Regions from separate parts of the Homo sapiens genome. Here region 1 is linked to region 2. Evidence: chromatin contacts called from ENCODE Hi-C data. All regions are on one chromosome and are shown on one strand. Each heading gives the region's core, a stretch centred on a gene start or an enhancer-like site at or near the end of the contact. The rest is flanking DNA. Distances are from core to core; before and after follow the strand shown.

Region 1 (5,651 bases), core at 2,900-5,399, 320 kb before region 2:
TATATGGGGGGTCAGCAGAATGTGTGAAAATTATTGAAAAGTAAAGCATGAGATGTGACTGAGCTCTTGAGAGCAGACCACTTTCCCCTTCTTAAAACGTTTTTTTTTTCCCTGACCCCTGTCTGAGATACAGGCTCTCCTGGTTCGGCCCACCTTGCCCATCACTCTGCTGGGTCCCCACTCGCGCCCTGCACCTGAGGTTAGAGGGCACATAAGTCTCGGGGACCTGCCCTTTGATATCTACAAGACCCTGTCCTCAGGGGATCCCATCGACTCTCGTGGCTTAAAATACCATCCACAGAAGGATGGCGTCTATATTTATATTAACCCAAATATTCAACTGAATATTCAACATCTCTACTTGGAAAGACATCTCCGGCTTCACATGGCTTCAAAAGAGAACTGTTGACCCCTCCCACACACACCGCCTGCACCACCAATCCCAGTCCCCCTGTCACCTCGGGAAATGGCGTCACCACCCAGGGGCTGCTCAGGCTAAAACCTAGGTGTGCCCTGGGGCTCCCCCTCCTCTCCCCCGACATGCCTGGTCCACCAGCAAGCCCGTCCTTCCTCCTGGATACACCTGGGCTCCCAGCTACACGCTGTCACCTTGGCCCAAGCCACTGTCATGGCCACCCCACCACCACTTCCGTTCTTGGCTGCCTTCTGTCCATTCTCTTTCCCCAGCGGCCTCAGTTTTATTTCTAACGAATGCAGTTCAGATCTTTCCGTCTCCCTGCTAGACCCTCTGATGTCTTTCCATCCAACCTTCCACATTCTGTGACCCCACGTCGCCCTCACTGGCTGGGCCACGGCCCCTCTAGCCCCGGTCTTCACCCTTGAACCTGCCTAGCCTCTGTCCTCCTCCTCTGCGCCCCGTGGCTTCTTCCACTTTCTTCCACCTGGCTCACCCGGAATTCCAGCTACTTGTGCTCTTCCTGTCACACATTGCCTGGTGTGTCATTTCCATCTCTGTCTACCTTTCCCTCCTAGAATGCCATTCCCATGAGAGCACTTTCAGGCCACTTCACGGCGTACGTCCAGCCCCAGGCACAGAGCCCGGGGTATCATAGGTGCACAGTAAACATCTGTTGATGGGCTGGCTGGATTCTATGTGGGAAGCATAATGACCAGTGGTCACAAATTACTGGGGCCAGAGGGGCGCTGCCTGGTGTTAACCGCCTGGTGCCTGCCCTACCTTTAAAGCCAAGAGTGTCCATTTAATGAGCAAGAAGCAGAAATCCTGGGCAAGCAGTGCAGATGTAGGCTCTCGGGAACATGTTGACCACTCAGAAAACCTTCCAGGAGGTGAGTACCAGGAGATGGAGGTGCTCTAGACTGTGATGCTGGGAAAGGATTGTGGGCTAGAAAAAGGGCTCCCTAGGGCCGGCATATGGGCCACTGGGTGGAAGAGGGGCTCTGAGACCCTCACCCTGGAGCAGGTCATCACCCACACCGAAGGAATGAAGCGTGAATTCGGTCACGCTTAAAATGTTGAATTGTTGGCAAAAGCCCAAGTTAATGAAATAGCATGGAAAATGGATGTGATGAGATTTTTGAATTGTAATTAGATTAACATTGTCACTAGTTATCAGTCTGATATATCTTATAAATCAAACGTTGGGTTGATTTATCTTTTATCACTTCTAGGGACTTACTCCTAACAGTAACTCACAAACCAGCCCCAAATCAGAGCTGGTAGGATGGGCTCCCAGCTATCTTTAGGAGGTTTGTTGGTTTGGGGAAGACAGCTCCCCCTTGGCAGGGCTCAGGTGTTTTCTTTCTTTTTTCTTTTTTTTTTGAGACGGAGTCTTGCTCTGTCATCCAGGCTGGAGTGTAGTAGCACAATGTCGGTTCACTGCAACCTCCACCTCCTGAGTTCAAGCAATTCTCATGCCTCAGCCTCCCGAGTAGCTGGCACTACAGGTGCCCACCACCATGCCCAGCTAATTTTTGTATTTTTAATAGAGATAGGGTTTTACCATGTTAACAGGCCAGGCTGGTCACGAACTCCTGACCTTAGGTGATCCACCCGCCTTGGCCTCCCAAAGTGCTGGGATTACAGGCGTGAGCCACCGTGTCCGGCTGGGTGTTTTATTTCTTCGTCTGTTATTCAGGAACTTTGTTTCCAGCGCTGTGAGTATGAGTACAGGCCCAGGGCTGGGTGACAGAGTGCGGAGAGCGGGGCCCTACCCTTGAGCTGTTTCTGGAAGGGCTCCCAGCCAGCACCGGGCTTAGGGAGCAGTGCCCTGCAGTGTCATTCTGGGCCAGGGAGGTTGTGATGAATATTATTCTCAACAGAGGGTCCCCAGGGCAGTGATGCCACTACTCAGGATCTTACAGAAGAAGAACCTTCAGGCTGGGTGTGGGGGCTCACACCTGGAATCCCAGCACTTTGGGAGGCCAAAGTGGGAGGATTGCTTGAGCCCAGGAGTTCGAGACCAGCCTGGGCAACATAGCAAGACCCTGTTTCTCCAAAAAAAATGTTTAAAAAGTAGCTGAGCATGGTGGCATGCACCTGTGGTCCCAGCTACTGGGGAAGCTGAGGTGGGAGGATTGCTCCACCCGAGAGGTCGAGGCTGCAGTCAGCTGTGATTGTGTCACTGCAGTCCAGCCTGGGCGACAGAGGGAGACCCTGTTTCCAATTAAAACAATAAAAATCTTCATTTTGAAGAATCTGACCAGTTCTCTACCTGGCACTTGAGTGAAAAATGACACAATCCAAAGTAGGTGGCAGATTGGTTCTCACTCAGGCAGACCCTGGAGACACCTCTCCCGCTTCTGACTCAGGGGAGAGTGCGGTGACATAAACCACCTTCTTCTGCTCTAGGCCAGCTTGTAACTGTTCAGCCAGCCAGCCGTCTCCTAACTCTGTGACCCCCGGCCCAAGAACAGGGCTCCTGAAGGCCCCGAGAACCAGCCCGCCGTCCGCACGGATGTACCTGGAAGCCACAGTGCCCCACACCCCGTGGGACTTTCTCCCGAACACAGCACCTGCGCTTCCTGACTCCTCTCTCTGAATCTGGCCTTTGAGTTCAATGTCCTGGGAACTTAACTCTAGGGATGCTCTTTCCCCCTTTAGCTACCGAGTCACATGCTGCGTCTTTGGAAATTTCAGGCAATATTTAGTTTGGTGCAAAAGTCATTGTGGTTTTTGCAATTAATTGCAAAAATAATAAATGGAAAAATGAATTTGTGGACATCAGGCTTGCCTAGGGAGATGACCTAGGGAGAGGCCTCTTTTGGCATAGCTCCTGAACAGGGAGAGGTCCTGACATGAATACCCCCCGTTTTGTGAATCCTGAGCCAGTACTGTGTCCCCGGCCCCCTCCTCCCCCAACCTATACACACGCCTCACTTTCCCTTGCAGGACGTTTTCTACCACAGTTCCTCTCTCCTGACATAGTATGTGTTTGTTTCTTACTTGTCTTGCCGCATGAGGATGTAAGTTGCCTGAATTCAAAAACATGTCTTCTTTTTTGTGAATGAAAGAGTGGCTGGCATGTAGCAGGTACTGAAATTATTTGTAGAGTGAATGATAAATCTCAGTTCAGGGCACTCAGTGTGGCCTGGGCTACGTGGAATAGCCAATTGGTGGCCACAGAGAGTGGCCAGCCATTCCCAGGCTGGCAATGTGAGTCTTAGCCACTCTCTTTTACAGATAATGTGCTTATTAAAATGATATCCCAGGCATTCCCCAGTGGTGTTTGAATCGTGAATGCAAATGTCAGAGGCTCTGAAGTTTAAAGTCTTTTTTTTTTTTTGAGACGGAGTCTCGCTCTGTCGCCCAGGCTGGAGTACAGCAGTGCGATCTCGGCTCTGCAACCTCCGCCTCCCTGGTTCAGGCGATTCTCCTGCCTCCGTCTCCTGAGTAGCTGGGATTACAGGCAAGCACCACCACGCCCAGCTAATGTTTGTATTTTTAGAAGAAACGGGGTTTCACCATGTTGGCCAGGCTGGTTTTGAACTCTTGACCTCAAGTGATCTGCCGCCTTGGCCTCCCAAAGTGCTGGGATTACAGGCGTGAGCCACCGCACCTGGCCAGGTTTCAAGTCTTGACTCTAATAAAACCAGGGAGGTTTCGCTCAGCCACATAAGTGGGAGGGAAAATTAACTGTTGCTTTCTGTATTCACCAAGATGGCCTAAAATAAGCAAGCAGAAAAGGGAAGAAAGAAAACCAAACCCATGAGGTTGTCCAAGTCGATCTTGGCAGGTATTTTCTTGCCTGTTGATTGCTAGAGTTTCCCTCTACCTGCATTGCAGGCTGAAATGTATGACTCAGCCCTGACCAATAACATAGCAGTAAAAAGTAGTTTCCCCTGAGAGCTTTCTCTTCCTCCATAGCTGTGACTGCTGACATCTTCCACTGTAAGTGAGAAAAGTTGAGTGTGCCCTGCTGCCTCGTTTTTCTCACCAAGGTGTTATGAGCTGGTAGGGAAGGCCAGGAGCTAGGGCAGCAGCTTTAGAATTAGTGCAAGAGACAGGAGGACAAGTCACTGGGTCTCCTGAATTTCCTCACCTGCAAAACAGGGACAGTTTTTAAATTTCTTTTTTTTTTCTTTTTTTCTTTTTTGTTTGAGATGGAGTCTTGCTCTGTCGCCCAGGCTGGAGTACTGTGTTGTGATCTTGGCTTACTGCAACCTCTGCCTCCCAGGCTTAGGTGATTCTCATGCCTCAGCCTCCTGAGTAGCTGGGATTACAGATGCGGGCCACCATGCCCGGCTAATTTTTGTATTTTTAGCAGAGATGAGGTTTCACCATGTTGGTTAGGCTGGTCTTGAACTCCTGGCCTGAAACGATCTGCCTGCCTCGGCCTCTCAAAGTGCTGGGATTACAGGTGTGAGCCAACAGGGACTTTTTTTTTTTTATTATACTTTAAGTTCTAGGATACATGTGCACAACGTGCAGGTTTGTTACATATGTATATATGTACCATGTTGGTGTGCTGCACCCATTAACTCGTCATTTACATTAGGTATATCTCCTAATGCTATCCCTCCCCCCTCCCCCCACCCCATGACAAGCCCCGGTGTGTGATGTTCTCCTTCCCCAACAGGGACAGTTTTAATCAATCCCCTTTCTGGGTGGTGTCAGGACACCCACAGAGGTGTGGGTCTAAGCGCTTTGTGAGTGTCCACGTCCTGTGCCTAAGGAAAGCACTAGTCATTCATTCATTCACCCAACAGTTCCTGACGGCCCACCTCAACAGGAAGGAATATTATACAGCCACTAAAATGTAAAATCACCAGTGCTGTTCAGAAGGACGGAGATGTTTATGTCATTGGCTGTGTGACCAAAAGAAAAAGTTCTGCTGGGGATGTGGGATGGGCATATACGTGTTTTGAATATAAGATCTTTCTTTAATGCTGTTATATTTGGTCTCCATAAAATAATTATTCTTTGGGTGACAACCTCTTAGAAAAAGAAAGACAAAAGCAGCTATTTGCATAAACCTCAGCCCAGGTGTGGTCTCCAGCCCCAGGAAACTTCTCTAACACCCCTCCCATCCTCCCACCAGTGGTTCCTCCCTCGGTGGCATGAGGTGGTTCAGTTTTTTTCCTCTGTGCCCACCCTGGGGTGCCCTGGGCCCATGGCCACTGACTGCAGTGAACAATTATGTGTGAGTCTGTTAGTTCATTTGCATTGCTAT
Region 2 (5,222 bases), core at 2,723-5,222:
TGGGATTTACAGGCACCCACCACGATGCCCGGCTAATTTTTGTATTTTAAGGAGAGACAGGGTTTTGCCATGTTGGCCAGGCTGGTCCTGAACTCCTTACCTCAAGTGATCTGCTTGCCTCAGCCTCCCAGTGTTGGGATTACAGTCGTGAGCCACCATGTCCAGCCTTTCTTTCCTTTTTGTTTTGAGACAGGGGCCGTCACTCAGGCTGGAATGCAGTGGTACAATCATGGCTCACTGCAGCCTTCACCTCCCAGGCTCAAGCAGTCCTTTCTTAGCATCCCAAGTAGCTGGGACCACACACACCGCCACTCCCAGCTAATGTTTTTTATTTTTCGTAAAGACGGGATCTGACTATGTTGCTCAAGTGGTCTGGAACTCCTGAGCTCAAGAGATCCTCCCCCACCTTGGCCTCCCAAAGTGCTGGGATTACAAGCATGAGCCACTGTGCCCAGCCCAGGGCACCGTTCTTGATGTTGTTCAAGAGCCTGGCTACCTGCCCTCCTCTCCTGCAGCCCAAGGGTGCCTGGCACCTCCCAGAGCCGAGGCCTGCAGGGATGAGGGCAGGAGTGACCGAGCACATTCGCAGAGGGCTCCCTGGGAGGTCTGTGTCTGACTCCATGGGGCTCTGCTCTTCCCCAGCTCAGCTGCCAGACTCCAGCCCAGCCCCTGCCCAGGGGGTCCTTTTCTGGCCAGGGGGATGCCAGGCTTCTTTCTGGCTGTCACCAACATTGTTGCTCACTGGCATGCACTGACCCTTCCCCTCTTAGGGGCTGGCCATCAGGTCCCTGGCAGTAGTGTCACGTCTTCTCCAAGGTGGCCCCCCTGCTTTGGAAAGTGGGAATAGCTGTAACAATAGTGCCCACCCTCTGAGAGCCCACAGTGTGTCCAGACCCCAGCCTGGTGGGCATCTGCACAGACACACTGTCATCCTCTGGGTACCCCACCCCAGCGAGGTGAGCACATGGTCCCCAGATTACAGAAGAGAGCGCAGACAGATGCTCAGAGAGGGAAGTGTGGCCTGCCCAACGTCACCCAGCTGGCGGGTGCCAGAGCTGGTCTAACATGGCAGGACATGGTGGCGCGCACCTGTAGTCCAAGCTACTTGGGAGGCTGAGGCAGGAGAATCGCTTGAACCCAAGAGGCAGAGGTTGCAGTGAGCCAAGACTGCACCACTGCCCTCTAAGCTAGGCGACAGAGTGAGACCCTATCTCAAAAAACCAAACCAAAACAAAACAAAAAACTGGGGGCCGAGCGCGGTGGCTCATGCCTGTAATCCCAGCACTTTGGGAGGCCGAGGCAGGTGGATCACCTGAGGTCAGGGGTTCGTGACCAGCCTGACCAACATGGAGAAACCCCGTCTCTAATAAAAATACAGGATTACATGCCTGTAATCACAGCTACTTGGGAGGCTGAGGCAGGAGAATCACTTCAACCCAGGAGGCAGAGATTGTGGTAAGCCGAGATCACGCCATTGCACTCCAGCCTGGGCAGCAAGAGCGAAACTCTGTCTCAAAAAAAAAAAAAAATCCGATCTAATGATACCTGCCACCCTGGTGGTCCCAAGAACGAAAGGAACATGGAAGTGGAGGTCCTTGGGCACTGAGAGGTTTAGGCAGGGGGAGGTTTTGCTGGTGCAGCAGCCGACAGCACCCCCAGGGACCACCGGGGACCCCACACCCACCTCCCGCATCAGGGCCCACTCTGTCCCTGGGTGCTCTCTGAGTCACCCGCCGCTTCTTGGCTCTCTCTCCATCTCTCAGTCTGCTGGGGTGCAGGGGTGTGGGCTCCCCAAGGCTCATTGCCCATGAGCCACATGGGCCCTGGAAAAGTGACTTCCCAGGGACACAGCTACTCTCTGAAGAGCTTTTTCCCCAGGTCCCAGCACCCCTACACTTCCCTAGGGCTTTTTTCCTGCCCAGGCCCCTGCCTTTAATTCCCTGGGAGAAATCCTAGACCCCTAAGCCCGACTCCACTCCTTGTCAGAAAGGGAAACCGAGGCCCAGTGACGGGTGGGGTGGGGCTTACCCGGGGTCACCCAGAGGGCAGGGACAGAAGCCCAGGGCTCCAGTGCCTTGGGCCTGAGTGACAGTCACAGCTGCCCTTCTGTAAATAGCAGTGTCTGCTGCCCTCGGAGAAGGGGAAGGAGCAGCTGGTGCCCGCCCCCGCCCCACTCCACCGCTTAGTCCCAGCAGAGCCCACTAATTTTGCTGCTGGCAGAGGGCAGCGTTCCTGCAGGGTCACTGGGCCCTTCCCCTCCTTTGTGTCATGCAAAGGTGGGGGCATTTGTGGGTATTCAGGAGTCATTCCCATGGGAGGGCAGCTCCTACCATGCTAAGAACTTGGTTGAGTTTCCCAAATGTGTCTGGTCCCAGGAGACAGGCTCCCAGGGTGAGTGAGCCCCCTGGGATGCCCTGAATGATACCCCCACTGCCTCTGCACCCACCCACGGTCCAGATCTCTTGCCTCCAAGAGGCCTAGATGCACCCTTGGAGCAGTCAGGAGCTCGGGGCCTGCAGGCTCAGAAGCCATTGCCTGGCACCTTAGATTTCCCTCTCACACAGCCTTTGAGGTGCCAGCCCTGGTGAGTCAGGTCTCTGGCTTCCTGCCTCCTCACCCCTGCAGGAAGAGCCTCCTGAACCCCAGGTCCCCTCATTGCCCTATGCCAGGCCAAGCCCTGGGGACCCAAGGAACAATGAGGCCGGCCCCCCGCCATTAGGGAAACCACTGGGAAACCTGGTATTTTCAAGATGCTTGCAAATCTTACTGGGGTGAGCCCCGGAGGAAAAGCTTGGGCTACCTAAGTGTTCACCAGGTGGCCAGCACCCTGGAACAGCACTTTTGGAGGTTCAAGCTCTGTGGGCAAAGGCCTGGAGTTGTAAACAAGTTGACCATTCAGGCATGTGGGCACAGTGCGTTGTGGCTGGAGCAGGTGGGAGGAAGCTGGACCAGGACTGACGGACCTCAGATTCCAAACTGGGGAACCACAGCATCTCTGGCCAGCAGGATACCTGCTGAAGCTTCCAGTCCAGGCCTCCACTGCAGGCCTCTGTCTGCTCTGTCCCCAGCCCCGCTGGCCGGCACGATGGCCACACACCGGGGTTAGCCAGGCCCCGTTCATGCTTCAAGCCTAGCCCTGCACGCGCTGGACAGGGGCCAGTTCTTCCTGGAATTCCCATCTGCCTGCCCATCAAATGTGTGGCCTTTCCATTTCCTCCTAAGAAAGTTCCTGTCCTGGAGACAGCGCTGCTGGGAATCTCACTCAGGCCAGCCCCAAGGGGGCCTCAGGCTCACGGCAGGGAGCTTTGAGGCAGAGCGAGTGGGGCCAGGCACAGAGTGGCGGTCCCACAGAGCCCTGCCAGCTCACCTTGGATCAACCCTGCCCGCAGCGTTGTTGGGAACACTGGTCCCTTTTACTCACTCCAGGAAACAGTGAGCCCCGTTCTGAGTCGGGGGCTCCAGGCCCTGCTCTGGAAGGTCGGGTCTGTAGTAGGAGACCAGCATTTTTTCTTTAAGCAACCAGGTTTTAAGACCCATCATTTTTTATTTTTTTATTTTATTTTATTTTATTTTATATTTTGAGACAGGGTGTCACTCTGTCGCCCAGGCTGGAGTGCAGTGGTGCAATCTCAGCTCACTGCAACCTCCACCTCCCGGGTTCAAGTGATCCTCGTGCCTCAGCCTCCCAAGTAGCTGGGATTACAGGCACGCACCACCACGCCTGGCTAATTTTTGTATTTCTAGTAGAGATGGGGTTTCATCATGTTGCCCAGGCTGGTCTGGAATTCCTGACCTCAAGTCATCCTCCTTGGCCTCCCAAAGTGCGAAATTACAGGTGTGAGCCACCACACCCAGCCAAGACCAGCATTTTTTAAAACGTGAACTAGAATAGAATAGAAAATATCACACTCTATCCCACACAGGAAGGGTAACTATTGTCTGGTGAGATGTTTGTTTCAGAGATATTTTTACCTGCGTATGTGTGTATTGGGCCCCAGTGTTAAATGTATTTCTCACAATGGGTCAAGGTCAAAAATAAGAAAACCACAGATCTCGTGGGTGCATTGGGCAGAGGGCAGCCCAGGTGGGGTTTTCTCCTCAGGGCTTGGAGGTAGGAGGCTCAGATGTCAATTCTGGTTCTGTCCTGGACTTGCAAGGTGACTATAGGAGGAGGTCCTTTTTTTTTTTTCTTTTTTTTTTTTTTTTTTTGAGGCATCGTCTCACTCTGTCACCCAGGTGGGGGTATAGTGGTGCCATCATAGCTCACTGCAGCCTCGACCACCTCCCCTGATCAAGCGATCCTTCCACCTTAGCCTCCCAAATAGCTGGAACTACAGGCACTCATGCCACCACACTCGGCTAAGTTTTTTGGTCTCTTTTTGTTTCGTTTTTTTTTCTGTGAAACGGAGTTTCATTCTTGTCGCCCAGGCTGGAGTGCAATGGCGCAATCTCAGCTCACCGCAACCTCCGCCTCCTGGGTTCAAGCGATTCTCCTGCCTCAGCCTCCCAGATAGCTGGGACTACAGGCATGCACCACCACGCCTGGCTAATTTTGTATATTTTTTAGTAGAGATGGGGTTTCTCCATGTTGGTCAGGCTGGTCTCAAACTCCCGACTTCAGGTGATCCGCCCGCCTCGGCCTCCCAAAGTGCTGGGATTACAGGCGTGAGCCACCGCACCCAGCCCATTTTTTGGTCTCGAGTAAAGATAAGGTCTTGCTATGCTGTCCAGGCTGTCCTTGAACTACTGGACTCAGGCCATCCTCCTGCCTCGGCCTCCCAAAGTGCTAGGATTACAGGCATGAGCCACCATGCCTAGCCAGGAAAAATTTCTTTCTTGTTTCAAAGAAATGCCTTCCTCAGCTTCCCCCTCTGTGAAATGGGGATTGGGATACCTCTGTACCAGGGTGGCTGTGGCAGTCTATTTGAGGGCCACTCTAACACCTGGCAGCGGGGAGGGGATGGAAAGGGTGTCGGGAAATGCTGGGGCCACTCACTATCCTTCTTCTGGCCCCCAGGCCTCCAGGCCCAAGGTCAGCATCCCACTGTCAGCCATCATTGAGGTCCGCACCACCATGCCCCTGGAAATGCCAGAGAAGGATAACACATTCGTCCTCAAGGTGAGGTCTCACCCCTAACCTCAGAGATCCTCCAGCTGCCCCAGGCCACCTTCCCTTTAGGTGCTACAGCTCCCTAGGGGAGCGAGGGGAAGGAGCCTAAGGC

The links. Hi-C counts contacts between places; a loop is a spot of excess contacts on that map. Pooled maps may share reads with other maps.
Region 1: a loop to region 2 is called in a map with no recorded cell type, with 8 times the contacts of the local background. The contact joins two enhancer-like sites. A Hi-C loop is called at or near these places in 6 of 37 single-sample maps with no recorded cell type and 4 of 50 pooled maps.

Annotation. Positions count from the first base shown.
Region 1 is chr7:101,977,867-101,983,517 of GRCh38, forward strand. The region is part of intron 2 of CUX1 (cut like homeobox 1); the gene reads left to right. Among named protein-coding and RNA genes, the nearest start is that of CUX1, 160 kb to the left of the region's middle. RefSeq lists enhancers at 727-1,368, 3,896-4,015, 4,046-4,155. Within about 2 kb of position 4,150, at least 7 of the 41 ENCODE cell types and tissues checked have a DNase peak (open chromatin) inside an H3K27ac peak, as active enhancers do.
Region 2 is chr7:102,301,704-102,306,925 of GRCh38, forward strand. It overlaps SH2B2 (SH2B adaptor protein 2), which reads left to right. Exons shown (of 9, transcript NM_001359228.2): 3 at 5,018-5,119. Among named protein-coding and RNA genes, the nearest start is that of MIR4285, 11 kb to the left of the region's middle. RefSeq lists enhancers at 4,056-4,842, 4,303-4,462. Within about 2 kb of position 3,973, at least 4 of the 41 ENCODE cell types and tissues checked have a DNase peak (open chromatin) inside an H3K27ac peak, as active enhancers do.